Regions from separate parts of the Mus musculus genome. Here all the other regions are linked to region 3. The links are chromatin loops, found by intact Hi-C in ENCODE. Cell type or tissue: left cerebral cortex. All regions are shown on one strand.

Region 1 (8,000 bases), 76 kb before region 3:
CTATTCTATATGACTTTTTTTTTATTTTTAAATTCATTCTAGTAGATTCTTTGAAAACACATTTGTAAAGTAAATCAGAAGCCAACAGGCACAGGTATTCTTTACCTTCAGTTTTGTTTTCTCCAAATGGGTGACTTTCTGTTTTAAACAAATTCTTTCCCTTTTAGATGCTTCTTGTCTGTCTGTGCTGAATCCCCTAAGATGATTTCAGTGCAGATCTTCAAATACCAGTTGTATTCCTTAAAAAAAAAAAGTAAAGTAAAAAACCCCACAATTCTATTGTGTCTTTGAAGGGCGCGTGTATGTGTGTGTGTGTGTGTGTGTGAGAGAGAGAGAGAGCCAGAGCTAGAGCCAGAGACAAGAGAGCCAGAGCTAGAGCCAGAGTCAGAGAGACAGATACATAGAGAGAATGTGTTTGTATGTATATGTTTGTATGTGTTTATATGTGTATGTATGTATACATGTATGTATATGTTTATGTATGTTTGTGTGTGTGTGTATGTATGTGTGTGTACATGTTTGCATTGTGTATGTGTGTATGTGCATTTGTGTGTGTGTCCTTAGAGGTTAGAAGAGGGTGTTGAATCTCTTAGAATTGGAATTACAGTCAGTTGTGAGCTCTTTATCATGGGTGTTGCTGGAATCCAAACTTGTGTTTTCTGGAAAAGCAAGTGCTCTTAACCACAGAGCTATCACTACAGCCCCTAGGGGGAAATCTTTTGAACAGTCAATTAAGTCCAACCAAAGCATAATCCACATGATTAAATACACCCCACTTTCCCTCACTTTCAACTTTCTCCACCATCTCCATCCTAACTTTATATGTTCTTTCTAAAAGCCCATGGACTGTGCTCAATGCAGCCAGTGTGCACATGGGTGCAGGACCTATTGAAGCAGGAGCAGGGACCCCATCCCTAAAGGAGGCTGAGGCATGGTCTCCCGTCAGCCCTCAACTGCCAGCAGCAACCTCAGTGTATGAAGATTTCAGACAAGCAAAACTACCAAATGCTGAAACGAGTCCGCCAAAGCACCATCCACTCTGGAAGACAGAACTAGTACAAAGATTCCGTGGAATTGGGACAGAGATTTGTTCTAGCCTTGGCAGTCTGACCCTCCTCTAGGAGTCCTTTTTGATTTTTTTTTCGCTCTTTCTATCACTTCATGTTTGGAACCCAATGGTCCAGCTATGAGGATTGGGATACAGTTATCTAGTCTCAATGCCAAGCTTTATAACAACAAAATCGCCAAAGAGGAAGCGCCACATGAGAGATCGCCTTGCCATCAAAAAGCAAGCAAGCAATCAACTAACAAACAAAAAATGGTTTATGAAGATGAACTGTGAGCACCATTTATGGAGGACGATGAACTTGGATCATTAATAATAACCACCTTCTCTGTGTCCGATGCCTGCATGGCATCCGGGTACACTTTAGAAACTTGATCCTCTAGGAGACAGTGGATAGATTTCAAATGGACTGACTGCAAAGGGTGTTATCTATTAAATCTTTCCTTTGATAGCAAAGATGTTTTCTGGCCCACAGATGCAAATAGCATTGCTATGACTCCTGTTATTATGGTTACTAATATACAAGATATACCTGGTGCCTCTGCTGTGGCTCACCAACTAGATTCCATCTCTGCTGCTGAGGCTGCCTGTGCTCTGTACAGTATACCTCCCATGCCTTTGGGGGCCTGGCACACTTTAATCTTTACAATGAGCTGTTCACTTTTCCTTTACTGGATGGTAAACTTCTTAACGTTTCCGACTTTCCTTCCTTTGTGTGAACCTTACACAGTTAAATGCTTATTGAACTTGGCTTTCTCTGGATCTTTTTCCTTAACGGTTATAGGAACTATCCTGTTCTAATAGTAGCAAATTCCTCATTACAGTTACTAAGAAAGGTTCAATGGTGACTTGGACAGTCTCAGCTACCAAAGGGTAGGATGGTCTAGGGGGTTATCCACCCTGTGCAGCAGAACTCCATAAACATTTGTTTGTATTTCATAAATAAAATCCCTTTAAAAGGAGATCCTGTTTGAAAATTTGTATTGATGTGGCCAGAAGCAATTTTCTTATTGTTCTAAACACCGTGAAGGTCAGCGCATGCACATCCCACAGATGCCTCACAGAGTACGTAATCATCCTATGGGAGGCTGAGACCCGCTGTGGACCGGACTCGTTTCCGGCTCGTAGCAAACAGGCTGAGTAACTCCGCTCCATCCCCAGTTCCAGCATCTCGCACTCTCTCCAGGGGCCTTTGCCACTTCACGACATCATAAACAAGACAGGCCCAGGGTTCAGTTTTGCTGACATTTTCCTTATAAAGCCAATAAACAAGACAGCCTCAAGAGAACAACCATTATTATTTTTTTTCTTTTCCAAAGCCGTGTAGAAATGCGATTTGTTTACAGAGCTCCTAATTCATTTTTTTTTCTGCTAATGAAAACAGGCATTTTTTTTTTTTTTAGATTCATTAGTCAGTATTCTAGACTTGCCTTCATATGAGGGGGCAGTAATCTGCTTAAAAATTAAATCTAACTTCGTATTTTATTAAGAATTATAGATGGGGTAGAGGGAGATGGAAAATAACTGAAACTAAGCCAAGAGGCAAAAATGTATGTTTTCCTTTAATCCTGGAAAAGAGTTATGGGTGTAATCAGGATTTCTGTGTTTAAGAACATTGTTAAGAAGCCAACACATGACTTTATTGGGGAAAAGCAGTTTAACCCCTTCTTGTCACTGACGTGATCTGTATGCGCATGCACCTTGCAGGAGTGTTGACTGAGCCAATTAATCTGCGTGCATTTACAAGTCACATGAATTTCAAAAATGTGTCTGGAACAGAACTATTAGAAACCCCTGAAAATGTTTAGTGAGGAGATCAAGGCTGCACACCGAGTCATTTCCTCAGTCATGAACAAATAGACACAATGGAAAAACTGAGTTCAAAGTGCCGATGCTCACGGCACAAGTGGGCAGTGCCAGCTCTGCCCACTGAAAGGTGTCACCCAGAGGGCCAAGGTCATTCAAGAAGAATTCTCAGCACAAACATAGCCGTACCTCTCTCTAAGAACACTATAAAATATGGGGTCATAGAGAGGTGTCACTGTAATTGCAATTGGAAAAACTTACCAAAATGAGTGGAACACAAGAATAGGTGTGAGGAACGCAGAGAACTTTGTCACAGTTCACAGAGTTCAACTGAGAGAGTTAGGACCCTAGGGGATGCCTGCTGGCATTCAGAAAATCAGCATATTGTGTGAAAGAGGTGTTTTTAGAAATGGTGGTGATAAAAATTTTAATTCTTAGTTCACTGAATTTTCAATCTGCCCAGGCAAGCCTAGCATAAAGAGGAGACTACAGGGTTGTCTTGGAGGACTTGGTACTCAGGAGTTGATGTGGGTGGGGTTGGTCCTACCAGGGCCGATCAGTGTCTGCAGCCAGGAGGGAGGCTACCTGCTTCCTGCGCACCAGCAAGTGTCCCCAGCTCTCACCCAGGCAAATGGATGATTCCAGGGCGGGCAGAATGAAACACTGGCATTTGCCAAGCACAGATTGGGATGAAAACAGAATAAATTAGTACCGCTTCGTCAGTTACTGTCGAGTGGGCGCGCCGAGGAAGAAGAGGTGCGGAGACACGTGCTGAATGTGAACTACTTTCTGTCTCCAGCCGAAGATGCAAAGCAAAAGACAGAGACTATAAACCGTGGTCATAGAACCGCAGCTGGGGAGATAAAGGAGTCCCGTGGGCAAACCAACCTCTTTCTTCAAATCGTCGCTGCTACAATACTCACTCTTATTAGCACAGACTGCTCACAATACATATTTTAAACTTATTGTCAGAGAAAATACAAATACCCGAGGTTTAAGTGATTGTTGATCTGGAGTTTCCTGTTGAGGTTACGGACTGCCACCGAGGGATGACAACATTATTTGAAGTTAGTAGCAGAGTTAATTTTTTTTTCAGTTCTTTTCTTCTTCATGTGTATGTATGTAGTGTGTGTTCCTATGTGTATGCATGTTGGATTGTATGTGCACATACTCATGTGTGCACAGATGCATGTGAGCATGTATGGGCATACCTATGATGAGCCCAGGCTGAAGTTGGGGAATCTTCCTAGTTCACTCTCTACTCTACTCACTGAGGCAGGGTCTATCAGTTGAACCCAGAGCTCCCTGAGGACAGCCATCCTACTCAGGGCATTTCCTGGCTCAGCTTTCCCAGTGCTGGAATTCCAGACCTTTCTGGCCACTGCTGAGCCATCCGTCCAGCCTCTACAATTTCTTAACACTGCATCTAGCAGAGCTAGACAATACAATGTGGATAACATATCCACTGTAACTTGGTGCAGCCTCTTGCAGCCAGAGACTTTATGATCATGCCAATGGTCTCTCCCACAGAGGGGATACAGTGTTGGATAGACTATCAGTTTTAGCCTAGCCTTGGTGTGGTCAACCTCAAGATATGCTCAGCTGAATAGAAAGGCAGTCTTTCAGTATGAATAGTCTAGCTATGTTCTGATATGGCTGTTCAAAAAATAACTTAAAGACTAAAGCACGCTGCTGAGTATTGATGCACATTATAAAAACCCTGAATAAATAAGAAGCTAAAACCTAAAGATGCATCTATTAGTTGGTGAGGAAATAAAGTATTTATGATTTTTCTTATGATATCGCCTTGACACACGGTGCTGCTAACCAAATGACAAATTAATTGACTCGGTTTAAAGAGAAATGGATGTGGCTTAATGAAGAGGGACAGCCTATGTATTATGAGACAGCTGGTTCTGCTACTGCTGGCTTATGGAGACAATATACATTGGACAGCTAATGAGTCTCTGTTGCGTAAGATAGATTTTCTTTATAATAGAATTGCATGCTTTGTCTCTAAATGGGGTTATTATACACACCATTGCACAATGTTTGAAGAGCCTGGTTGGACCTTGTAGAGGGTTAGGAGAGAAATAAATTGGAAGACAATCGTGCTTAAGACTGTCAATCTATCAAACGCTCCATATTTATCTAAATTACCAGCACGTTCTCCCCAAATACAAATCTGGATGATACACATGGCTGGAATGTTAATGATGACTGGACTTCACTTTGGTTCTCCCAGTCAGGGTTTCCTCTGTAAGCACAAACTGAAACCTGGCAGTCAGTCCCGCCCCACCACTATCCACCACAGCCACGCCCCTGCATCCGTCTGTGTCAGCACCTGAGTCTCTTTCGGCATTTCTTCCACCCACTGCAAACACACATATGTATCACTTATCTTGGGGGATTTAACTCTGGTTTTGAATAATTGATTTTAATGGAAATCCCTCCACTTTTCTTCACACCTGTGGGCTCCTTGCTGTACAGTTGCTCAGTTCTTGTTCTATTCTCTCTCTCTCTGTCTCTCTCTACACACACACACACACACACACACACATATCTATCTATCTATCTATCTATCTATCTATCTATCTATCTATCTATCTATCTATCTATCTACCTACCTGGAGAATCATTAGATCCTTTTATAGATGATTGACCGTAAGCCACTATGTGGTTGCTGGGAATTGAACTTAGGACCTCTGAAAGAACAGTGGTTAAGAAAGGCTCTTAACCGCTGAGCCATTTTGTCAGCCCCTCCATTTCCTTTCTTAAGATTTACTTCTTCGCTATGTGGATGAATGTTTTGCCAGCACGTAGTAGGTATCTTGTGTGTATGCCTGTGCTGGTAGAGTTCAGAAGAGGGCACCAGATTCCTTGGAACTGATTGGTTGTAAGCAGTCACGTGAGTGCCGAGTCCCACTCTTCTGTGAGAGCTTAGTAAGTACTCTTAACCACTGAGCCGCGGTTCCAGCCCACACTCAGCTATTTAGGGCAGAGTCACTATCATTCATCTTGTAACTTTGAGAAACAAAACCGGATGTGGTGGAATAAAGTGTCAATCACTCTGCATCAGGATACTCGTAGTCAGGTGCTGTGGAGAGGAGATAGCGGGCTTGAGTCGTCTTTTACTCTAGACATTTAATTTTTGTGGTGGCTTTGGGTCTGATTTGCATTCTGCTTGATTCTTTTATTGATGAGTGGTCTTCAGGAATTTTGTAGCTTAGTTTGATCCAGATTCCCCGCCCCCTAGATGCAATAGTGTATCTGCAAGCCCCTGAACTATAGGAAAGGTGATTCTTAGGGCACATATGCTTTGCTTGGGAGGGACTTTGGGCATCAGTAGTTCCCGCTGACCTTGACATTGTCCCCTCTGAAGCGGGGTGAGAGCATCGGCTTCTTCTAAACTTCCTTCTCTGTGTCTCGACTCCCAGCTGAGCACGAGTAATTGAAACATTACACATGGGAAGTAGTTCATGGTTCTTGCAGTAAGATGGTCTCTCCAGCCAAGAGATCATTCTGTCCTGAGCCAGATTGCTTCCTCTTCATCATCGGGAGGTCTTTTACTTTTCCACCTTCTGTGTGTCTGTAAGAAAGCAAGGTGAGCTGAAAGAAATGAACAAAACACTTTTCATGGGCTTCGCCACATAGGTCTCAGCCTCTCCAAATTGAATCTTGGAGCCTTGTCAGAAGTGTTATTTTTCCAACGGAGACGGCGTTAAGAGGCTATAGAAAATAAACTCACCTCCTGATACTGTTCTCTCTGCTGGCTGTATCCATTTACTGCGATGAGTGTATCGGAAGGTGTGACTGGAGGGGTTATGCGACAAAGGAAAGTCACCTCGCTCTAATTCTATTTGTCCGTGTTTTTCTTAATAAGGGCTTCCTGTTTTCGAGAATGATGTCTTACCAGGGCAACTTCTCGTTGTTTGGTGAGCGGGTTTATGGAGACACTTAATTTTATTCACTTAATTTTGAAGCCTCATGCACAGTTCTGTAGATTGGGCTATGTATTTATAATAAAAATTCTCCAATTTTGCCAGGGGAAAGGAAAAACCTAAAACTAATGGTAACAATGGCTAGATAATGGATTTTTATGGTTTTTACAAATGGATTTTATGCACTCTGGTAAAAAATAGATATTGGGTGGCCACGCCAAGGTTGCATAGCTCCGGGTAGAAATCCGTTTCCATTTGATTGGATGTTTTATTTAACATGTGGGCTTTTACTTCTCATGACTTCCCCTTTAGCGTAATGACCTGCAGGAGATGATAGTGCTCAGGGACTAAGAGCATATGTGAGCCTGTATAAATGCCTGCTCGGTTTACCCCACTCTATGCATATGAGGATCTAGAAATGGGACATCAGGCTAAAGTGTAATGCTTTTAGTTTAAAAATCTGAAAAACTCACCACCAGTGATGAAAATCTAGTCTAGCTATGAAAAGCTGGCCCTCTTCGGATTCCTGTGAAATCCTCCCTCTTAACTCCTGTAAATACGCCTGCTCCAGTTTTCCTAGGATTTTTATCTATTCCTTGAGCCATTTCCTGATTTCCTTTCTTCCCGCATCCTCATGTGTCTTGAGGTACTCTCTCCCGCGTGTGTTATTTCGGATTCCCATATGTCACTGAAACCAGCCCTGGGGAGGTAGCCAATCTGCTTTGCCTCCGACTTGCTGGAAGTCCTCTGGCTTCTTTTCTTCCTCTCACTTGATGGCTCTCTCTCTCCTGTCTCTAAAGCACCTGGTTTGTTTTGCCTTGAGGCACTCTTGAGTTGTCCCTCCCCTTTCAGATTTTTCTCGTTCTGTTCTGTACCTACCCCTTGTATGCTGATTACTACAGGGAGCTGACTGCTCTGGTCCAGCTTGTCCTTTGGCTTCCAACTCTGGGCTGCATTTCCAGCTCTCCGGTATATATGCCCCATGGCCCAGGCTTAGTTAACCTCAGCCTCTGTCTACTTAGCCTTTGGGACTTCTAGTCCTCTCCAGCTTTGCTCCCTCCATCACGATGACTCTTCCTTTCCCCACGCAGGGGCAAACATCGGAGACTCAAAAGTCATTGGATTCCTGACTTCCACGCATGTCTCATCACTCAGCAAAGCCCACTGATTCCACTCCAGTGATATCT
Region 2 (8,000 bases), 110 kb after region 3:
AGTTATGATGGCTGTAACACTCAGTGTCTAGGGGTGTTGGTCAACGTTGTGGCATCCTAGGTTTGACAATGTTTGAAATAGAATTCTTTTGGGCTCAGTTCTGTGGTGTGATTTCAGGTTTCATTTTGCCCACAGAACCCTGAATCTGATTGTCTGGCCCTTCAACTCAGTCTAGGAGTTGACAATGAAAGTAGTTTTCTGTTTAAAGCAGAATTTTGGAAAAAAAAAAGAATTTTGTCCCATTGCTTATGATATCATCTGATGCCATAGAGGACACTAGTATCTATCAAATCCACAAACGTTTGCATTTTAAGAAAAGCACTGAGAAAGTATTTGCATGAACAAAGGAACAGTTGGCTAGTGCTTGTGGCAGAAGCGTTAGTATTTACAGTAATCTGTTCTGTCATGTGTTGCACATTTATTGCAGGTCAGTCTGAGCCAGGCACCAGGCCAGCACAGTGTGGAGACTAGACTACTGTTGAGGATACAATATTGAGCACAAATAGACACTTCTTATCTTCATAGGCACACAGTGTCAGGAAGTCCTGGCTTTAGTGGTCACCTGGCCGCATCTGTCTGGAGTTCAGACTTTGTTCATGAGCTGTCTCCTCCAGAGAAGTTCAGAGTTACAATGTTGATGGTTATTTTGATGCTACTTAATTAACTTTTCTTAACTGTACAAAGGTCATGACGTAACTTAGCAAAAATAAACAGAAAGTTCAGAGATTTTTTTTTTTAAACAATAAAATCAAGCAGCATTTAGTGAAAAGGACCACAAATTCTGTCCGGAAGTCCATTAGAGCAGTTTGTCAGGTCAAGAAGGTGACGGAGTGAGAAGACAGTTCAAGAAATGTCCCAGAAAGGATGCAATGTCGGGGAGAAACCCACATTCCTCGCCCTAAGCCTTAGAATGAGAACTTGCCATGGCATCTTCATCTTGGTTACTTTTCTGTGGTTGTGATAAAAATACCATCCAAGAAAATAAAATTATGGAAGGAAGAGTTTATTCTAGTTTATAGTTTTGGAAGGATAAGAGTTAGTTCATCATGACCAGGCAGCGTAGTAGTCAGTGTCAGGCATGGTGGCAGAAGCAGGGAGCAGAGAGATCATACCTTCAACAGCAAGTGGAAAGCAGAGGGCGAATTGGAAGTGAGTCAAGGCTGTGAACTCTCACATCTGTCTCCAGAAGTATTCTTATTACAGAAGGGCTAGACACCCTAAACATCCCCAAACACCGCCATCAAGTGGAGACCAAGTGTTCAAACACCTGAGCCTATGGGGACATTTCTCACTGAAACCACCACAGTCTTCATAAAAGGGGTGCTGACGGTTTGACTAATGATGGGAACATAAGTGAAATACTTCTTTATATGGACCTGCAGTGGGCGTTGAGAGGGAGCACAGTGCTTTCCCAATGTGTGAGTGTACTGTAATGGTTAGTAAAAAAACAACAACAAAAATCCCCAAGACTGTTTGGAAAGACTTTCAGCCTCATTTCATGGTTAACTTAGGGTATGATTTGCTCTCTCTAGTTTTCTACAATAGGAGCAGAAGGTCTGGTGACAAAACATTTTCTTTGTGTCGCCTCCTTTGCTTTTCCCCTTGGTTAAAGTGAAGGTTCACCTTATCGATAAACCTGTTCTTTTCAGCTGAGCCAGTTACCATATTAGCAAAAGAGACAGGAACATTTAGACACAGTCCTTTTTGTTTGAATTCCAAAGTTAGAAGGCAAGAAAACAAAGGATTTGGTGAAGATGCTGACATGATTATCATGATAATGGATATGGTGTTAGATACTATGGGACTTGGGGCAGACAAAAAAACTCGAGTAAAACCATAGCAGAAGGTACATTGTAGACTTATGGGACACAGTTAGAAGGGCCATGATGGTGGGACAGTACACACAACTTTGAATCCATTCTAAGAGTGTATAATGATTGATCACTGAAAAATTTGGGGATCAATTTATAACATCATCTTCCACATGAATTAACAAGTTGTATCTGAAGCTATGGTGTTTAAAAAAGAGTAGCCACCAGTTACTTATGGTAATTAAACATTCAAATATGGTAGCCTACATCCAAATCGTCTATAAGAGTAAAATATTTTATTGTGAAGACTTGGTACAAAACATGTTAAAATATTTTAACAATTTTGATTTTGGTCATTAGTGGAAATGTAGGTGTTTGACAAATTCGACAGCGTAAAAATGTAAAATTAATTTCACTACAGTTACCCACGAGGCTCATATCTTGTTGCTGCATTGTTCTGGCTGGCTCCAAGAAGGAAAAACTTGAAGATCAGGAAATGATAGGCGGCTACCTCAACTCTTGGACAAGTGATGCTCCATGTCAGAATCACCACTGTGTTTGATTCTGGGAGCGAACAAGAGAGATCAGGTGAAGCCTTTTTAGTTGGACCTGACCAGTGTTAGGTCTAAGCGTTAAGGTTTCATGGCATGTGTTTGCATTACTGAGATGTGCCAGGGTGCTGGTGGGTCTTGATGCATGTGCCACGTGGTTCTTCCTGTCAATTCTCGTAGAAAGACTTAGCTCCCTACAAGAATAAAGTTGGGGCAGTGGGACTAGTAGCCTTATGACGAACACAGCTTTGAGAGAGTTCCAGATCTTGCAAGAACTAGATTAATACTTGAGATCATGGGTTGTCGTGAAGCCGGTGACCTCTTCTGTGTCACTCACATGCACTCCTAACCGTGATGGCATCCTTCATGCAGTGACAGGCATGGGTACCTCAGCATATGAGGCTGCCCAGTTTTGATCTCCACTGTTTCTAGAACTGTGAGCCAAAACAAACATATTTTCTTTATAACGTACTTACTTATCATCAGTGACAGGAGAAGCTAATCGAATGCGATTAAAGGTAGTCTCGGGGTGGAGGGTGGGGTGTGTCCTAACATGTTAGCGAACAAGAGAAAAACTATTGGGAGAGGCTTTGTCACGTTAGAAACTGTCACCCCTATGAAAAGCATCTATATACCTCTGCCTTCAACATTTTAGCTGCTGAGTCAGCCTGGAAGATCTCTCTTGGGAATCACAAGGGTAGATGTTCCTGATGAGAAAGGCAAACTCACTTAGAGGTTCGCGGATTGCTTTCCTTGTGTGTGTGTGTGTGTGTGTGTGTGTGTGTGTGTGTGTGCCCGCGCGGGGGAGTGGGGGTGGGGGTGGGGGTGCGCATAGAGGCGGCGGCGAGGAAATTGGTCAGCTCCTCCCTTGTGGGGAGACTTGGGAGGCTGTAAGAGCCTTGTATCCAGAAGTGAACGGACATACCAGATCTCTTAAATCCTAGCACCCTGCTTAGAAACGGATCAGGGGGGTAAACCTCACTAGGTTGCGGTTGCAGCTCCCCGCCTTCTCCGGTAGGGGCGCTGGGCACCAGCAGATAGCTTATTCTCTCCCAGCACTGGCTCCAGCGCCCACCTGGATCCGTAGCTTTGCAACTTTTCACCCCTGCATCAACGCGCTGACCCGCGTCTGGAAAAAAATCCACGAATGCCAAGTTCATTTCATTCTTGGTGGGAATTACCCTTGTCTTCTTTGTCCAGCCTAGCCATCTTCTCCGCTCCCAATTTTCATTTTAGCTTTGGTGGGAAAGCAAGTTCAAAAGGCGAGGGCTCCCGGGAATCCCTGGCTTGCATCCTTCAGGCCCAGAACCCCGCTCCTTCGCATCGCAGCACACCTGATCTTTCCCAGGGTGTTCTCAGAGTTCCTACTCTTCTTTCGCATCATCCTCTCCCCTCCCCTCTTCCATTTCCCCTCTTTGTTTGCTCACACCTCCAACCACAATTCCTCTTCCATCGCCAGCTTTCACCTTCTACAAAGAATCTCTTCTAATTCCTAAGGGGAAGGAACAACTTGGAGGCTATGTTCCTCGTTTAGCCTTGGCACTCCCCCCTCCCCCATCCTTTTCCGGTGTTTCCTGGAGGCCACCTGTCCTAAAGGTTGTAAGCCACGTCTCCAGCCAGCCCTCAAGCTTAGCACCCCTCTCTCCACCTCACCAAAGTCTCTGTCTTCCTGAGGTCTGGAAGAGTCCCAGTCGCATCAGGCGCGCATACCCTCCTGCCACGGGGGACAGGGGACCTGATAAATGCTTGCTGCTTTGGGCAGGGGACCTTCCAAATAGTGGCAGACACTTTGAAACAAGTGGCCCTGCTCAAAAGCGCGTCTGGGGGTCAGAAGGGCAAGACCTAGCAGTCCCTGGCAGGAAAACAGGACCTGGATCTACTACTGTCCTCCCACATCTAGTGTAGGGTCCCCAGAATATCAGCCTTTGCTTTGCCCGGCGGCTTTCAGGCTCGCTTTCCAGACCTCCAGGCGGCTTAATCTGATGACGCCCACAGGTGCTGGAGGACCGTGCCTCATGAAGAGGGGTGCTACCCTTGTTCTCCACATTGCCTCTGACCACTCACAGGCTTCTGGATGTGCAAACAGCCTATGCGTGATTCTCGAGCACCCACGGCCGGAGCGCACCTCGCACTCCGCCCCGCCCCGCCCCGCCGCTCTCACTCACACAAGCCAGTGTAAACGCGCACGCAGGGAGCCGCGCGCCCCCGCACACCCAGCAACACCCCCCCCCCCCAGCTCAACCAGGTACCGACCCCCCAGGCGCCCTCCCTCCAGCCCTGGAACACCCTGGTCTCCCTCTCTCCCTCTCTCGCCTGCGCGCACGCACGCGCACGCACGCACTCCCCGCGCCCCCGCACCGGGAGGGGGCGCAGGCCTCCGGGGGCGGGGAGCCCAGAGCAGAGTCGTGGGTCCATCCCGCGCTTGGCTTCAGAGCGGTAGCTCCCGCCTGGCCCTGGTCTCCAGATCGAGAACAGTTGGCAGTGGAGATAATTTACTCCTCCTTCTCCTCCCGGAGACCCTATACTTCCCGCACGCCGTCTCCCGCTCCCAAGAACAGACCGAAGAGTGAATCCCCAAACGCAGCCAGGAGCGGCTTCCCAACTCCGCGCCCGAAGCTGGCTGGCTGGTGGTTGGATTTCCGAAAGACTCCGGATAAGGGTCTGCTGTGAGCCCCCCCCCCCCCTCCTCCAAGATCCAGCTAGCGTTGCCCATTTTAAGAGGATTTCCCTATTCCCTCTGAACACTCCTTTTCACAAATTTTTTAAAAGAGGTCGGTGGAAAAGATTGGGAGGGGGGGCATTTTAACAACAGCATCAAACCGGCCAGAGCATCGAGAGAGCATTTAATAAACTGCCTTTGGGTTTTGGAATCACCCTCTGGACCTGGGAGCAAGCGATCCAGAGGGGAAGAGTGTAAGGGACAGGCGAACCACCTCCTTCCCGGCCGCCCCCTCCTCATTCCCCTGACACACTCGCTAGCTTGCTTGCCGGCGCGCGCATCCCTCCAGCACCCCCCACCCCCCCTCCATCGGACCCGCACCTCGGCGGGCGCCACACACTCGGCAGCCCGAGCCGTGGTAGCCGCAGCGGGATGGAGGCGGCAGGCACTGAGCGCCCCGCAGGCTGGCCCGGGGCACCCCTCGCCCGGACTGGGCTGCTGCTCTTGTCAACATGGGTCCTGGCCGGCGCCGAGATCACTTGGGGCGCGACAGGAGGTCCGGGGCGCCTGGTGTCCCCGGCTTCACGACCACCAGTGTTGCCTCCTCTCTTGCCACGGGCAGCGGAGAACCGGTGGCCTGAGGAGCTGGCATCTGCACGGAGAGCCGCTGCACCGAGACGCCGGTCCAGGCTAGAGCCACTATCCCAGGCGAGCCGCGGGGAGATACGGACTGAAGCTGCGGGAATGTCGCCTGAAGGCGCTAGGTGGGTCCCGGGCATTCCATCTCCTAGCCAGGCGGGCAGTGCGAGGAGGACTCGCCGGGCGCAGCCCCCAAGCCCCCTGGAGCGCGGGGACTCTTGGGCTACTGCTCTCGCAGATGGTGCCAAAGGAAGCCGTCCTCACACCAAGGGTTCGCGAGAGGAGGTGAGGGCGACGCGGACTGGAGGAGCGTCCACTGAGGAGCTCCGGCTGCCCAGCACGTCTTTTGCACTGACCGGGGACTCGGCTCATAACCAAGCCATGGTGCACTGGTCGGGACACAACAGCAGTGTGAGTACCCATCTGGCACAGATCGCTAGTCTCCTGACAGCCGAGGGTAACGGTAATGGGAGGCGGGGGGTGGTGGGGGGGGGGGTGAGGAGAGGGGCGAGGGACAGATAGTTTCTCAGGGTCCAGAAGGAGAATCAGAATCCCCGGACTTTTAGAGAGGGGTTTGTCCTGCCCACTTCACGCCCCCAACAGGTTAGCCGAGTTTTGTTATAAGATGGCGTGTGCATCTGTTTACTGAAGACCCCAGTACTGAGGCTGTCTGGAGGGCTAAGAGGAAAGTGTGTCTTAAAAGCTGTCTGGGTGAGGAATCTGGTCACTCTCTCCCGCATCCAGGTCGGAGAGTGACTTTTTCTTTTCTGGGGAAAGGATGGATGCTTGAATTCGTGAGTGTAAACATGGGCTGATGTGGAGAAATCTCTAGACAAATTCCCGAGACTGGAGGAGCTCCCTTTTAGCCCTGGGGTCATGTGAAGGGAACCAGGGAGCTAGGGAGACTGAGGCCACAGGGACAGCAGAACACTTGTTCATTTTGGGGTCGCTGCTCAGCACATGACGTTCTAGCCAGGCTGGGAGCCGGGCTGCATCATCCAAGCTGGAAGGCTTTCCTAGTGGGGGCAGGCAGGGAAAAAAGTTTAAGGCGTGAAGCGAATTTCCACACCCTTTTCCTACTGCTTATCCTCGTGCTCCTGCTCGCTCTGCACGCACGAGTAGGGGAGCAGAAAACTCACTTTTGCCTCTGTGTCCTGCTTCACAAATGGCTCAGGGACTCTGGGATCAAAGTTGAGACCCTGCCCTTTCTGAGCACATCTCTTCCCCCTTTTCCCTTGCCATCTGGGCCCACAAGATTTTGTTGCATCAAGAGGTGGCACCTTCCTTACGCCAGCTCCAGAGCTTCAGGGCTCAGGAACGGGGTGCCCAGATGAATAGGGTCTAATTTGGGCAGCCGCGGGCAGAGCCTGGTTAACCGGCTCATTTCTCCTCAATACTCCCAGCAAGAACTGGCTCCTCCAAACCCCTTTCCTCCGATGATCGCTGTGCTATTTCACCTGGCCTTGCCAATCGTCCTTTTTTTTTTTCTTTTTCTTTCTGGTGTGACTTTCCAGTTCAGTTGAGAACCAGACTTAGGGCTGAGCAGGGGTTCCATTAAGAGGACTAGGGATTCACAAGCAGCGTTGAGAGCTCATTTATTGGAAAGTGCTGCCTCTTTTGTATCTCCCCTCATGACAGGCCTTTGAAAAAGACTTCCTGGGGAAATGTTTGCCTTATTTTGCCAGAGCGTGGGGGTCACAGGGCTGAGCACTGAATAACAGGGAAGCCAGGGGGCCGCAGAGCTCATCACACAAGCAGTAACCAAGTACAGATTTACTGGTTGTCAGTGATACACAGTGGGGGTGGGGCTGAGTACCAGATGCTGGGTTCTAAGGAGAAGAGTGGAAACACACAGGGCAGCTTGGTGACTAATGGCTTCATCTGCCTATCTCCATCAAGATAGCTCCACCACCCCCAAGGCTTGGATTGGATAACTTTGAGTAAAGATGCACTTTTGCAGGGCTGGGCGACTGAAGACTTACTTTCAAGTCCACAGGAGATGTTTGTGTGTGGACAGAGCAGGGGAGGAATGGGAGGGAAGAAGATATAGAGACAGAGGGGGAGGGACAAGGAGAGGGAGAAGCAGAGCTTGTGAGTTCCGACTTCATTTAAGTTTGATAATTAGGAGTAGTGAGGAAATGTTCTTGGTTTTCTCGTCCTTGAGGAGGGGATAGCTGTACATGTGCGAGGCTTTATTACCAAATTCACTCAGCCGGAAGTGTTCCATCCCTGCTTTAATTTTAAGAGTCACTTAAAAAATCTTGACAAAGACCCCTGGAGATGGGACTTTAGAGAGAAAGCACTTCTCACAAACAGGTAACTGCATGGCCTTCTCTGTCC
Region 3 (8,000 bases):
GACTTCAGACTGAAGTCATCACCTCTCTTGGCCTTAGATCATACCTGGGGCTCTCAGGTATTCAGTGTGACTCCTGAGCCAAGGTTCTCTAGACCACCCTCTGAGTGATGCTTCCCAGGGACAGGAGTCCTTGCCAAGCTGAGTCTGTCCCCAGAAGGGAGTATCTATTTTGTGTGACTTAAAGAAGTGTGATACTTGTCTTGTAAGCAGTGACAAATCTCTAGGAAGGATTTTCATGGATCAACAGGTTTGGATCTGGATGCATTAATATGGAGAATTACTTTTCCTTCAGAGTGGGGGCTTGTGGGTTGGCAGAATTCCAAGGCTGCATGTCCTGATTAGAGCATGTTGTTCAGCTTCTTATAACCCTCCTTGGGACAGGAAGAACCTGTTCTTGGCCATGAGGCCCATTACACTCAAGCCTCATGCCATTCCTTAGTGCTCTCAGCAGGAGCTTTAGCCTGACCCTTCCCTCAGGGTCTCTCACATCACTCCTTCCTATAGATCTTTCCAGACATGTTCCCATCCTGTGCTCTGCTTTTGCATTGTTGGGTGCTCTTGGCACTCAGTTTTGCTCACTCACCTTTCCTCTGAAGACATTCCAGCAGCTTTAGGGGTATGGCTTTCTAGAAACTTCCATATCACCCCTCACTGGGAGCCCTTTTAAAGTTCTTCTTGTTTGGGACATTGGTCATCTTTCTATTACTGTAACAAAGCACCCAGGATAACCAACTTAAAGGAGGGAAGGGTTATTCTGGTATGTGATTTTGGATGTATTAGCCATTGTTGGCTGGCCCTGTTCCTTTTGGGCCTGTGCTGGAACAGTTCAACATGTTGAGGGGCCATCTTGGAGGTTTACAGCTGGGTATAAAAGAGAGAAATTAGAAAGGGTAATGGTCCTATAATCCCACCTGAAGCTAAATACCCAACGGCTGGAAGACCTTCTAAGCTCTAGTTCTTAACATTTCTGCCACCTCCCAACAGCACTAGGCCAAGGAGCAAGCCTGTAACACGTGGGTCTTTGGGGTGTCATCTCAGTTCAAACAATAAATAGTAGCTGGCTTGGTCAGATCCCTTCTCTCCAGTTAGGCCAGGTTTCCTTAAGGAGAAGAATTTTAATGTTGGAAGGAAGGGCTGCAATCTCCTCTTGTGTTTTAGGAGTGTTCTTCTTTGTTGAGTGAAATCCATTTGGAAACAGAAAGGAGTTTGGGTTTGAAAAGCTCTGATGGTTAAAAAAATTTATTAGTTTTAATTTTAACAAATGTTCAAAGTGATAGGTAGTATGATGGAATTTTCATATATACATTATTTTTGAGCACATGTATGTGTGTGTGATGCACATATATGTGTGTGTTCACATGTATTTAGATGCATGGCATGTGAGTGTGTTGTGGACCCTGCAGTTGATACCATGTGCCTTCCTTGATCACTCTCCACTTTGTTGATGTGAGGTCTCTCCCTGAACATGGAGTCCACTCATTCTAGTGTGTCCAGCTAGTCAAGACACTCTTTTATGTGTGTTCTAGGGATACAAGCTCTGGTCCTTGAGTTTGTGGATCAAGCACTTTATTCACTGAGCTACCTCCCTAGCAGCCACACTCTGTGTAACTCTCCCTTAAGACCTCTTCCTTCCTACCTGATACCCTTTCTAGTTCACAACCAGCACTCCCCACATACATGCTCATATATAAGTGATGAATCTAGGATTTTTATATAATGAGACATGTGGCGGTTGCCTTTCTCAGTTTAACCCAGTTCCTTGTAGATGCCATGGTTTCATGGTCTTAATGCCTGGATACATCTCCATTGTATACATGCACCAGATTTCCTTTACTTACCTATTGATGGATATCTAGCTAGGGTCAATAGGTGTGCAGGCACCTCTGTGGCAGGGTATAGAGTCATTTGGGTGTCAGCCCAGGGGAGGGATAGCTGGGTTAGATGGTATGTCCATTTTTGGTTTCTTAAGAGAACTGCCACTTGGGTTTCCATAGTGGCGCCACTAGTTTACATCTATAGCAGCAGTAGAAAGGCTTTCTTCTTTATGCATGAACTCCCTAGCTCCTATTGCTCTCTGCTTTCCTTTTTAAATCTGTGTGTGCTTGTGCATGTGTGTGTATGTGCAGATGTGCACTGGCATAGATGCCAGAAGACAACCTAGAATGTAATCCTCATGAATATTGACTGCTTCCTTCTTCGAAACAGGGACTCACACTGGTCTGGAGCTCATCAGTTAGGTTAGACTGGCCGACCAGTGAGCCTCAGGGTTCCTCTCTCTGGTCCTTGTCTCCCCAAGTACGGGGATTCCATGCAGGTGCCACCATGCTGGGTCTTTTACAGGGATTCTGAGGATCCAGCTCAGGTCCTTGTGCTTGTGACGCAAGCATCACTGATTAGACCATGCTCCTGGCCATTTGTTTGTTTTCTTGATGTTGTTCTGACTGGAGTGAGGTGGAATTTCAAAGCAGATTGAATTGGCATTTCCTTGATGGATGGTGAATAGTTTCGGTCCTGCCTCGGTCACATTTTGCTTTGGGAACTTGGAGTGGATTCTTATGGCTCTTTGTCATTCATGTATCTCGAGACACATTACTTACCCCATCCATGGATGTGAGAATGAAGGTCTGTAACACCTTAGTGTAGCACCTGCCACATAGTATGAGGCTCAGGGGCAAATGGCAGCCAGGGCTATGATCACTAGTGTCTTCCCATGTGCCCTGTGTTGGACCTGGCCCTGTACTGGCTAAACTGATTAAACTACTATGGGAATTGCAGCTCTTTTGTGAGGACTTCCCTGTTTCTGGGGCACTAGAGCTTAGACAGAGGCTACATATCTTTCTTGAGCAAAGAAGAGAAGAGCAGGGGGTGACTAAGAAACATCAGTGAAATTGTAACAGAAGGTTTCCTCCCCTCCCAGCACAGGAAGACTGTAGGGATGACCCCACATATTGTCACTAAGGAACATGAGCAGATCACTCACCTGTAGCACTAGGGCCCCTCTCTTAGCTCCTGGTTAACTCTTTAGGCAACACACACACACACACACACACACACACACACACATACACACACACACACATACACACACACACACAGACATCTCTATTACCAGGCTTGGAGCAAAGCAATCAGGTCCCCTGCCATTGATGAGTATTGGGAAGTCCCCTCAGGGCCACAAATACCTGCTGCTGCAGTGTTGACCCTCCCACCACCCTGCTGTGGATGGAGCTTCCAGATTGCAGCACAGAAAGCCCCCATTTTCATTCTCACCACCCCCCTGCCCCGGAGGGAATGGCTGGGGAGGACGAAGTGTGCACAAGAATTGTTATGATGCCAACAGCCTCTTCTACCATCTGGCAGCTGAAGCAACACTCCCGTTTGACGCAAAACAGCAATTTCTGTGCTTTCTGATGGAATAGAGACTCTTAGCACGTGGTGTCACCATAGGGACAGCAGTGCTCCTGTAGGGTGTATCCTCCAGGACAGTGCCCACCCCTGAGCAATGATATCTGTGTTCTCATGGAGACTCCATGTGACAGTAGGATCGCTGTCCTGTTCTGCAGGTAAGAAACCAAGGCATAGATATTAAGCACCTTGCCCAGGATGAACCCAGGCAGTGTGACTCTTAAGTTCCACACACCTTGCCTTTTATTTTAGGGTAATCATCGTTGCCTTTGTTTTAAAGCAGCAAAACCTCATAGTTCAGAGAGGCAAAAAGGCTTGCCCCAGGACACAGAGCTAGTGAGGATCAAGGTAGGATTAGAACTCTGGTTGCCAGTACCTAGCCTGAGCCTCCCATGGAAACTGGATCCCAGTTGATTTTGTATCACCTCCTCTCTCTGGCTGGAGGGCGTTGTTCTTGGAGCAGAGCCTGCAGGAAGATGTGGATCCTGGATGCCACCACAGCTGCTGATGCTGGAGATGAAAGAGGTGGGATGGACCAGCCCCAAGCCTGGGCGTCCTGCCAGATCTGCCAACATGAACTTATATTTTGTCATCTTCTCCTTTTGCCTGATTTAATGCAACCTTAAATAATAATGGGGCAGAAGGAGGGGGCCTGAGGGAGGAACCAGGATTCTGCATAGCAGTCTCATCAGACCATGCATTTCCCCTCTGCTATTTGAGAAGCAATTTCTCCTCCGATGTAAACATTGTTTTTAATGATGATTCCAGGCTGAGTGGCACCAGGAGCTGCCTGAGATACTTTCCTCCGGCTCCCCCTGGTCCTTAGATGGAAGCAGAATGGGAGCCTGTAACCATGGCAATTCTCTAATGTTCGTTTTTTCATAAACTATGAACATGGGGGAGTCTTGGTCACAGCTTCTTCTAGGAGAAAACAAAGCTCTCCTTTACTGGAAACCCAGGGTAGCTGGAAGAGAGGGGAGGGAAGGGGCAGGGGTGGGCTTTAGCCTTTTCCCTTTTTTTTTTTTTTTTCTGTAGCAATGAGTGACATCTAGTTGGTTTAGCTCAAAGCATGGCTTCAGTATGTAAGTTAGAAACAGGCCAGGCCAAGCGCTAAGGGTGCATTTTATAATTTAGCTGAAGGCAAGAGAGAAGGGAGGGAGGATGTATGCTTCAGATAGAAAAGCCGGAGGAAGTTATGAGGAGCGATGGAGGGCTGGATGTTGAAATAAATGAAAATTATCCAAGCTGCCCAATAAGTCTTAAGACGACCCCTCCCTGCCCCTTCACACACATTGTCACCTTTGTCCCCCCCACCCCCAGACCCTCCACACACATTGTCACCTTTAGAATCTGAGTTCTGATCTTCTCTGCATTGTCAGATGGGTGTGAGGTCAGTAGTATATGGTGAGGAATTGCATACACAAGTGAACGGCTTAAGCCAATCAAATGTTTTTTCTCCTTGAAGGCAGACATCAGTGAGCTTCCTATTGTCATAGTAGGACCGGCTTGCAAAGAGAATAGGTTTAGGTTTAGTTCACATAGTTTGAGGGTTTGGCCTATGACTCCGTGGCTCTGTTGCTTTGGGTGAGGTACCACATCACAGAGGGGGTGCACTGTGGAGCAGGTTCACCTTATGGCCAAGAAGAAAAAGGGAGAGAGGAAGGGTTGGGGTCTCACAATCTCCTTCATGCTCCTAGAGAGTCAGAGAGCGCCCCTAGGCCCAACCTCCTGAAGTCTTTCACTCAGTGACAAACTGAAAACCAGGCCTTTGACACAGAGGTCTTTCTACAATGTTAAAGATCCAAAACTTTTAAATGAGCTAATAAATATATCTTAATCATTAGAAATACGATGAAAGCTATGGATCACACTCCAAAACTGAAGTCATGAAAACGTCATTCAACATGTCCCTTCATGGTGATTTTTGTCACTGCCCACAATTGCTGGTGTCTACACAGAGCACTCCTGAGCCTTGTTGGCCTTCAGATGTTGTTGAGCATCAGTAGAGTTGGGAGTCTTAGTGAAAGATGGGTCTCTCCTGTGTTTTATTTCAATCTGACTGTGAAGGGATGGATCATGGATGGTGATCGTGTCACTAATCCCATTTCTTGATAAGACCTTCTTGGTTCCTGTGAACTCTTTGGGAACAAGAAGCTTCAAGCCAATTTCTCTCCAGGGACCACACAGAGAGAGGAATCAGATGATCCTGCAGAGAAAGGGCTGCTTGCAGCCCTCAACTGGATGCTTCTCAGCATTTCTGTCAGCCTTGAGGCTTCCACCCAAAGGCCCTCCTGTGCTGGGTGGGTTTTCTTTTGCCATCAAACCCTGCTGGTTCTGGATAGGCGTCTCCTCACCCCACCCACATCTCAGCACACTATACCAATGCTTCTCATATTTTGTGTGTTTTAAGAACAGTCCATCTCACAGCACCCTTGTGTCATCAGAGATTAGCACAGTTTGAAGGTCCTGATGCTAGCTTGGATCAGGTGACCCCTCAAGTAATATTCACTTCAATCATGTGAAGAATCCTGTATTTTTCTGAGTTGTCATTGTCCTGGGTTGTTAAGGCAATTTTTGCTATAGAGGAACCTAACAGGTAGCATCATTGCTAGCCTTAGATGTCTTCCTGTTGGCTTGTGACAAAAGGAGAAATCCCTTTCACTCACCAAAACCACTCTTCTACCCATGACTTTCTTTCTATATAAAGTACTCATTGACTTCCCTGGTCTAAATCTATCATTTCTATGTTGAGTTCTTTCCTTTACACTCAACTGGCATCTCTTTATGGACCTGGTTGTTTCCTGCATTGAATCCTGACTTCCCTGAAGGTAGAGACTAAGTTTAAGTGATCACAGTACCCTATAACACTTTGCATCTAGGGTGGGACTTGTTAAACAGCAGATTGAGTCTGTGGGGACAGGGTCACCATCTCTCCCATGCCACATCTCATTGCAACTCTCCTCACGAAAATAGATGACCTTGAATCTGGACTGTAGTTTTGCTTTGGCCAGTGAGATACTTGGAGACAAGACACTACATGATGCTGGAAACAGACTGAGCTTGTGGAGTAGACCTGCCCTTGTTCTCTCAGTCACGTGACCCCTGAGTGAGGAGGAGGAACACAGCAGAGCTTCCCCGGGGCAACCTGCAAACCTACCAGTGAAAGCAAATGCTGTTGTAAGATGCTATTGAAATTCCAAGGCTGTTTGTCATGTGATGACTGTTGGCTAATACAATTATTAGTCTGAACTGTGACCTGGGAAACACAGGAGGCCTTGAGATTTAATATAAAGGTTACTGGAAACAAAGACGTTGAGAGTGACTTCAATAAGTGGTTGCTTATTCGCCAAGTGGAGACTGAAGGAGATGGAGAAGAAATGGACATTTTCCCAAAGCCTTCCTCTATGAGCTAAGCATGTTGTTCAGATCCACAGACGATGACTTCTGTGGGAGGAAAAAGATTGAGATTCTCTGAAAAGTATCACTTTCCCTCGTAGTTATGGGTTATGCTGCTTCCTGTTGTGACTCCTATGAGTAACTCTGAAGCCCAAAATAATGCTTGTGGATGCCTGCGAGGGCGTGTGTGTGTTTTAGACACAGATGCCTTTTTGGAAATTGGACATTTCCATCATTCTGTCATGGGATTTCCTGGCATAAGGTGAATTGCGTTACCACTGGGATGAGGGATGGGGTGTGAGGCTAGGGAGCCTGAGTAGGCTAACATCTTCACCGGTGACTTCAGAGTTTCTCATAGTTCACTCTTTTCTAAATCTGGAGGTGCCAGGGATGATGAAGGGCACACAAGGGGGCAATGTTTCTTCTTTAGGAAGAACTCTTTAGTCACATTTAATCCAAACTAACTTTTCAAGGAATAGGGGCTCAGGATGGGAAGAGAAACTAGTGCATGCATGTCTTTCAGTAGAGCTGTGGCGAGTTACTCTCACCAAAAAACATCCTCTATGGAGCATCTCCTATGTGGGTACCAAAGCTGTGCCCATAGTTCTATGGAGATAATGATCTAGAGGGACTAGACCCCAGACAGTCACCTGCGTATGTAAAAATCTGTGACTCTGTTGGGGTGTACATGATGCTATTTGCTAGACGAGCAAATAGTAGAACTATTTGATTTGGGCATGTCAGGGAGAAAAGACCATTTCCACAGCTCTATTAGGCCACTCAAATTCATTGTCTTGCTGAGATTGGCTAGATAGGCCTAGGGAAGGAAGAAAGGCAAACATCAGAGTGGCTAGAGACTGATGCAATCTCAGCTGTAGCATAGTAAGATTATCCCAAACAGGCTTGAGCCAACATGATGGATCAAGATGGCCTTTACTTCATTATGATGACTTTTCCTTACCGCTAGATTTGCAAAATTTTCTGCTCCCACCATGTATTTGATATTACCATAGATCTGGAAAATCTTATATAAGGGGAAAACGGAGAGTGAACCTTATCTGTTTCAGGAAATTCAGAACCCATGCCTGAAATCGCCTACCCTGAGTCATGAGGAATTCTCTATTAGATTGCAACAACAACAGCAGCAGCAGCAGCAACAACAACAACAACAACCACACACGAAAACACATTGAAAACAC

What was found. A loop is a pair of places that touch in the nucleus more often than their neighbours do. Peaks named below come from ENCODE experiments on the same cell type or tissue, not always from the same donor. Only the 100,000 strongest peaks of a DNase experiment are listed, where the experiment ranks them.
Region 1: a loop joins it to region 3, with 2.0 times the contacts of the local background. A loop is called at or near these places in 3 of 42 quality-filtered maps.
Region 2: a loop joins it to region 3, with 5 times the contacts of the local background. A loop is called at or near these places in 2 of 42 quality-filtered maps.

Annotation. Positions count from the first base shown.
Region 1 is chr19:48,018,066-48,026,065 of GRCm38, forward strand. The region is part of intron 15 of Cfap58 (cilia and flagella associated protein 58); the gene reads left to right. Among named protein-coding and RNA genes, the nearest start is that of Cfap58, 84 kb to the left of the region's middle. In left cerebral cortex, no CTCF peak of the experiment used is centred here; DNase peaks (open chromatin) are centred at 3,585, 5,885, 6,458 and 7,462.
Region 2 is chr19:48,200,727-48,208,726 of GRCm38, forward strand. It overlaps Sorcs3 (sortilin-related VPS10 domain containing receptor 3), which reads left to right and starts at 5,299. Exons shown (of 27, transcript NM_025696.3): 1 at 5,299-6,071. The coding sequence starts at 5,454. In left cerebral cortex, CTCF peaks have their summits at 3,378 and 4,763; DNase peaks (open chromatin) are centred at 3,050, 3,383, 3,993, 4,487 and 5 more places; H3K4me3 peaks cover 4,630 bases; H3K27ac peaks cover 2,960 bases.
Region 3 is chr19:48,094,233-48,102,232 of GRCm38, forward strand. No RefSeq gene overlaps it. Among named protein-coding and RNA genes, the nearest start is that of Sorcs3, 110 kb to the right of the region's middle. In left cerebral cortex, no CTCF peak of the experiment used is centred here; DNase peaks (open chromatin) are centred at 3,361, 3,946, 4,504 and 6,975; H3K27ac peaks cover 1,705 bases.